2 separate regions of the Homo sapiens genome follow, and region 2 is linked to region 1. A link is an interaction called in ENCODE POLR2A ChIA-PET data of the cell type or tissue named here. Cell type or tissue: B cell. All regions are shown on one strand. Each heading gives the region's core, and the rest is flanking DNA. Links, peaks and the distances in the headings are about the cores only.

The links. Peaks named below come from ENCODE experiments on the same cell type or tissue, not always from the same donor. Only the 100,000 strongest peaks of a DNase experiment are listed, where the experiment ranks them.
Region 2: POLR2A ChIA-PET joins it to region 1 with 19 read pairs; 3 of 35 experiments call an interaction of 5 or more read pairs at or near these places.

Annotation. Positions count from the first base shown.
Region 1 is chr1:51,455,564-51,458,488 of GRCh38, reverse strand. All of the region lies in intron 8 of EPS15 (epidermal growth factor receptor pathway substrate 15), which reads left to right. Among named protein-coding and RNA genes, the nearest start is that of EPS15-AS1, 61 kb to the left of the region's middle. In B cell, for the core only: no CTCF peak of the experiment used is centred there; no DNase peak of the experiment used is centred there.
Region 2 is chr1:51,577,366-51,580,290 of GRCh38, reverse strand. EPS15-AS1 (EPS15 antisense RNA 1) reads right to left here. Exons shown (of 5, transcript NR_183651.1): 4 at 2,453-2,532; 5 at 981-1,214. It also overlaps a transcript of OSBPL9 not described here and the pseudogene CALR4P. Among named protein-coding and RNA genes, the nearest start is that of OSBPL9, 38 kb to the left of the region's middle. In B cell, for the core only: no CTCF peak of the experiment used is centred there; a DNase peak (open chromatin) is centred at 1,760; H3K4me3 peaks cover 1 bases; H3K27ac peaks cover 1,445 bases.

The DNA of each region.
Region 1 (2,925 bases), core at 182-2,681:
CCGGGATTACAGGCATGAGCCACCTCTTCAGGCCCAAGACAAAAATATAGTTAGAGTAGATGGGGAATAGTAGTGTCATCATTTGATAAACAGTAGTGCATGCTAAGGTAAATGAATAAACACAATTTATCTTATATGCCTGGAGCCTATTCCCAGGTAACTGGCCTTTTTTTTTTTTAATAAAAAGCTTTATTAAAAATAATTTTTGAATAATAAATACATTTGTAGGAAATTACTACCTTGAATTTTGTTTTAAATAGTAGACACCCCTTTATCTTCTCCTAGATTTACTTGTTAACCATTTTGTCACATTTGCTTTCTCCCTGTATCCATATTCTTCAGAATTTTTTCCTAGTTTTAAACTCTAGCTTGTGTGATTTTAATACTGCTTCTCCTGTTCCCTCTTTTTTTGAATTACCTGATATTTCTTATGTTTGTTGTGTATGTCTCTTGAAAATGGCAGATTTCTGTATTTTAATGCTTTACCTAATTGGATAGTTTTTAAGATAATAGCACTTATATTGATTTGATTTTCCCTTCTTTACCGATTTATTTTACATTTTTATTTTCTCTGTTTCTTACTGTTGCTTATTATCAACTTGTGATTCATTCCCTTACCCCGCCTCCCAGTTAATGTGGAAATTTTGTTATAATGTCTTGTTTCATTAATATAGTTAATACAGGTTGAGCATCCCTAATCTGAAAATCCAAAACTTGAAATGCTTCAAAATCTGAAACTTTTGAGTACTGACATGACCCACAAAGTGGAAAATTCCACTCCTGGTCTCATGTGATAAGTTACAGTCAAAACTTTTGTTTCATGCACAAAATTATTAAAAAGATTGTATAAAATTATCTTAGATTATGTGTATAAAGTTTATATGAAACATAAATGAATTTCATGTTTAGACTTGGGTCCCATCCCCAAGATAGGATAATATTCCAGAATCTGGAAAAAAAAAAAAAAAAAAAAAAAAAGATAATATTCCAAAATCCGAAAAAATCCAAAACACTTCTGGTCCCAAGCATTTTGGGTAGGGGATTCGCACCTTGTGCCCCTTTTCCTGTACTAGTACTTATTTCTCCTATGTTGAAAACAAGATTTTCAACCATTACTCTAGCAAAATGAGTCCTTTAGATTATTTTTATTTATTTTCTTCCCCATCATGTTCTTTTTTTTAGTTTTAATTTTTATTTTTTTTGAGATGGAGTCTCACTTTGTTGCCCAGGCTGGAGTGCAGTGGCGCGATCTCAGCTCACTGCAAGCTCCGCCTCCTGGGTTCACGCCATTCTCCTGCCTCAGCCTCCTGAGTAGCTGGGACTACAGGCGCCCGCCACCACGCCTGGCTAATTTTTTTTGTATTTTTAGTAGAGACGGGGTTTCACTGTGTTTGCCAGGATGGTCTTGATCTCCTGACCTCGTGATCTGCCCGCCTCGGCCTCCAAAAGTGCTGGGATTACAGGCTTGAGCCACTGTGCCTGGCCCCCCCTCATGTTCTAATTCCAGAAGACCTTAGAACATTTTTTGTGACTCAAATTCTAGATTTTGCTCAGTTAATTTATTTCTTTTGGTTTTGGTATTTTTCTTCCAGTTTTGTTCAATATTAATAACTAGTATTCTTTTGGTTAGAATTTGTCTGATAAATCTTTCTTTATCCTTTTACTTTAATAAATAGAGCAACATAATCTGTACTCTTTTTAAAAATTATAATTACTGCAAGATAGCCTGTGTAACTACAGCTGCAAGTCATTGATTTGTTTTTATTTACAAGCATCAATATTTTACAAAACTGAATTTTGAGAGCTGATATCATTCTTCCTTGAAAATTGAAGTAATTTAAAAAATACTTTTGCAGTAGTGACGTAGCTAAGATCTGAACATTTTAAATTATCCTCCTAAATAATAAAATATAATGTTCTTATTTATATGATCAGTCCTTTTGGCCTATGGCAGTTTATACTCTGCCAGGATTTTGGTTTGTTGAAGTATAATACAAGTTTAGGTCTTATTTTACTAGATAATCAAAACTGACTTGAACATAGGAATCTTTTTGTTCAAGACTTACCTTTAAAATTCTTGCCCATTTCCCCTTGGGTTAAATGCTTTTTGTTTGTTTGTTTTAAAGACCCCGTGTCTGCTTTGTGTTTATTTTTTTGAATGGGAAAAAATGAAAATGAAGTTAAAGAGAGGACTCTAACTTGGGGTGTTGAATTTCAGTATAGATTTTTTAAAAGAGTAACTTAGTAATTAACCAAAACTTGCTTGAACTTGAGTCTTTATGTTTAGACTTACTTTTAAAATTCTTAACCCGTTTCTTTTATTTTATAGCATAAATGAGATTTTTGGTTGGTTTATCTTTTTAGTTAGAATAAATGAAGTTAAAGATTCTAACCTGTATAACTTCTGTTGCCATGTGAACCTTTGATGAATGGCCCTTGTTTCTTTTCAAATGTAAATGCTTGTTCATATTCTCAGAAGCCCAGTAGTTTAATTAAAAATCCAGAATCTAGAATATCTTTTAGTTTTTTGGTTTTTTTTTTTTAAAAGTAAATTTGTAAAAGTTAGGCCTTGGCATGACCATGGGTATTCTGGCCACAACTAAAATGACTTCAGAGAGTTTTGTGTACGTGGAATGTATAATGTATATATGTATGTACATACACAAAAATAGATTTAAAAAATCATATCTACCCCCTCAAATCTGGATTTTTAAAATATCTGTGATTGTGTATCAGTATTCTGTTTACTCATGGATGAATTATCTGACTAGATTGTAAGGATATTGGAAATATATTTCCGAGTTTAACTTCTGGCCCATTTGGCTTTGTAGAAAGTCTCTGATGGAGCATTAAGGCGACATTTTGTAAAAGGAGCAAATTTTTCTTTTTCTTTCTTTTCTTTTTTTTTTGAGAGTCTGTCACCCA
Region 2 (2,925 bases), core at 281-2,780, 120 kb before region 1:
AGAACACAGATTCAGAAAAGTGATTCACTCAGGTTATATACAGAAATCGGTGGAAAGGCTGAGATTCTTATCTCATGCTGTTCACCACCCCACAAGGCTTTTTAACAGTTGATAAATATTTGAATTATTATGGTCTGTGTGGCAGACATACAGGTAGACTGGCAGGCAGAAAGAAAGAAAAGGCAGTAGGCAGGTAAATTGGCAGTCAGGTAAGCAGGGATGTAGGTCTACTGGTCTCATGAGAATCAGTTGGATTGCTAGAGGCAAACATGGATCTCAGAGAGAAGTGAGTGCTCACAGCAGAACAAGGACGGTGGAGACAGAAACACTACAAAACCAGACCCAAACCTCTGCTGTACATTACAGCCTAAAACAGGCCTTGAGTCTTCAAGAACGTTTAAATTATTATTATTATTATTATTATTATTATTATTTTGAGACAGAGTCTCACTCTGTCGCCCAGGCTGGAGTGCAGTGGCACAATCATGGCTCACTGCAGCCTTGACCTCTCTGGGCTCAGGTGACCCTCCCACCTCAAGGTAGCTGGGACTACAGGCATGCACCACCATGCCTGGCTAATTTTTCTATTTTTTGTAGAGACGAGGTTTTGCCATATTGCCCAGGCTGGTCTCAAACTTCTGGGAAAGTACAAATTTTGTTTAGGATTCTATATATTAGAGGTCAGGGTCTTTTATTATGTCTAGAAAAATTTCTCATTGAAAATGTAGACAACATGTTGGCACCTGAAGAGATAAGCTTTAACGTATCTAGCAAATTCTCTTTTGAAGAATACAATCTGATTATGTGGAATAAAGGCAGCAAATACATATTTTTATCTAAATAAGCATTTCTAATGGATCTAATCTGTCTGAGGCTAAGGACTAGGTGCCCAGAAAGCACAACTTTTACCTTCAAATCTAAAAATATTTACATCTCTTTACCTATGTATATCTTTGTATACATATACACATACGCACAGATTACATATGCACACAAATACTCAAGTAGTATTTATTGATCACTTCTAGTGTGCCTAACATGGTGTTGCATGCAGTTTCACTTAATTCTCCCAGAAGAAACTCTGTACCTTAGGTCCCCATTTCTACAGATGAAAAAACTGAATCTCAGAGAGGGTCAAGATTCTGCTGAAGAGGCTGCAGTGAGCTGAAATTGGACCACTGCACTCCAGCCTGGGCAACAGAGTGAGAATCCATCTAAAAAAAAAAAAAAAAAAATTCTGCTGAAGGTGGTGGCAGAAACGAGTCCCTAGCCAGGTCTTTTGATTTGAGCTACATCACAAGCCAGACACTCTGGGAAGTACAGATACAGAGATAAGTTCATGTGACATTCAGGCATGCCTTCTCTGAAGTCTGCCTTGACCCTGAGGAGCAGTCAGTGTTTTTCTGAATTTTATTGCCCTGTGCTTTCTATCACTACCCTTACCACACTGTTGTTTGACTTGTCTGTTTACTTGTTTACTGTTTGTTTACTTATCCGTCTCTTTCACCAGATTATGAACTCCCTAAAGCTCACAGGTCCCTGAAAGGACTTTGTCAGATTCTCATTTCTGTGCACCTGATACCTGGCACAGAGTGATGCTCAATAAGCGTTTCTTGAAGAAAGGAATTAATGAGCCCAAAACAAGGGTGCAGAAGAACTGGGTTCTAGTCTCAGATCTGTAACTGACAAGTCTGTGTGCATGGGCAAGTCACTTCCTTCTCTGGGTTTCAGTTTCCCTACCTCTAATATGAGGAAGTCAGATTAAATGACCACTAAAGGGTCATTCTGGCTTGAGCCTTTCATGATGTTATGATGTTAAGAGAAAAAATGTGAAAAGTTAAAGGGACTTCATTAATCATATGATATTATTCTCCTAACAAAAAGAGAGCCTCCTTGTTTTGAGACACCCTAAATTGTGTCAGGTTTCATTTGTATTGATACTGTTCACCCAGAAAAATAATTAGCACTGAGAAGTTTTGAGTTCTATTCTAACCTCTTCTACCATAAAGTTCAAGGCCAAAGTTATACAACTATTTCTACAAGCTTTTTAGAATCAATTAACATTTGTCAAATGGAGAATAAAAGAGTCAATCCATTAGTAAGGCTAAGAATCTTATGGCTTAGGCAAAAGACATGATCATGCATCCATTCAGTTATTCACAAATATTTTTCGTTATTACTCTGTGCTAAATACTGGCACACAACGGTCAGCAGAATAGTTATAGATTTTACTAGTCTGGTAGGGAAGACAGACATTACTCAAATTATACACAAACTATTAATTACAGACCGTGAAGTGCTATGATTGACTCTTAAATTTGTGGCACACTTTTCGGGTTATAAAGGGCTTTTCTCACACGTGATTTCATGGGAAGTCATATAAAGAAGTTAAAAGTACAGATTTTGGTGTTACCTAGAACCGGGTCTGAGCCTGGCTTACCCACTTACTTACAACTGGGCTTTTGGGCAAGATTCTGAGCTTCTGTTTCTCTATCTTTTGAATGAGGAAAAAACAGGACATTCATCACAGGGCTGTTAAGAGAATGCAATGAGATGATGCATGAAAGTACTCAGCACAATGCCTGACATACAGTTCTAAACAGTAGCTATGGTTATTACACACATTTTTTCTACATAGCACTTTTTCTTTCTTCTTTCAGAGAAAAGACAATGTATTACGCCATTCTTGCATTGCTATAAAGAAATGCCTGAGACTAGGGCCGGGAGTGGTGGCTCACGCCTGTAATCCCAGCACTTTGGGAGGCCTAGGTGGGTGGATCACGAGGTCAGGAGACGGAGACCATCCTGGCTAACACGATGAAACCCTGTCTCTACTAAAAATACAAAGAATTAGCCGGGCGTGGTGGCACGCTTGAACCAGAGGCGTTGGTTGCAGTGAGCCGAGATCATGCCACTGCATTCCAG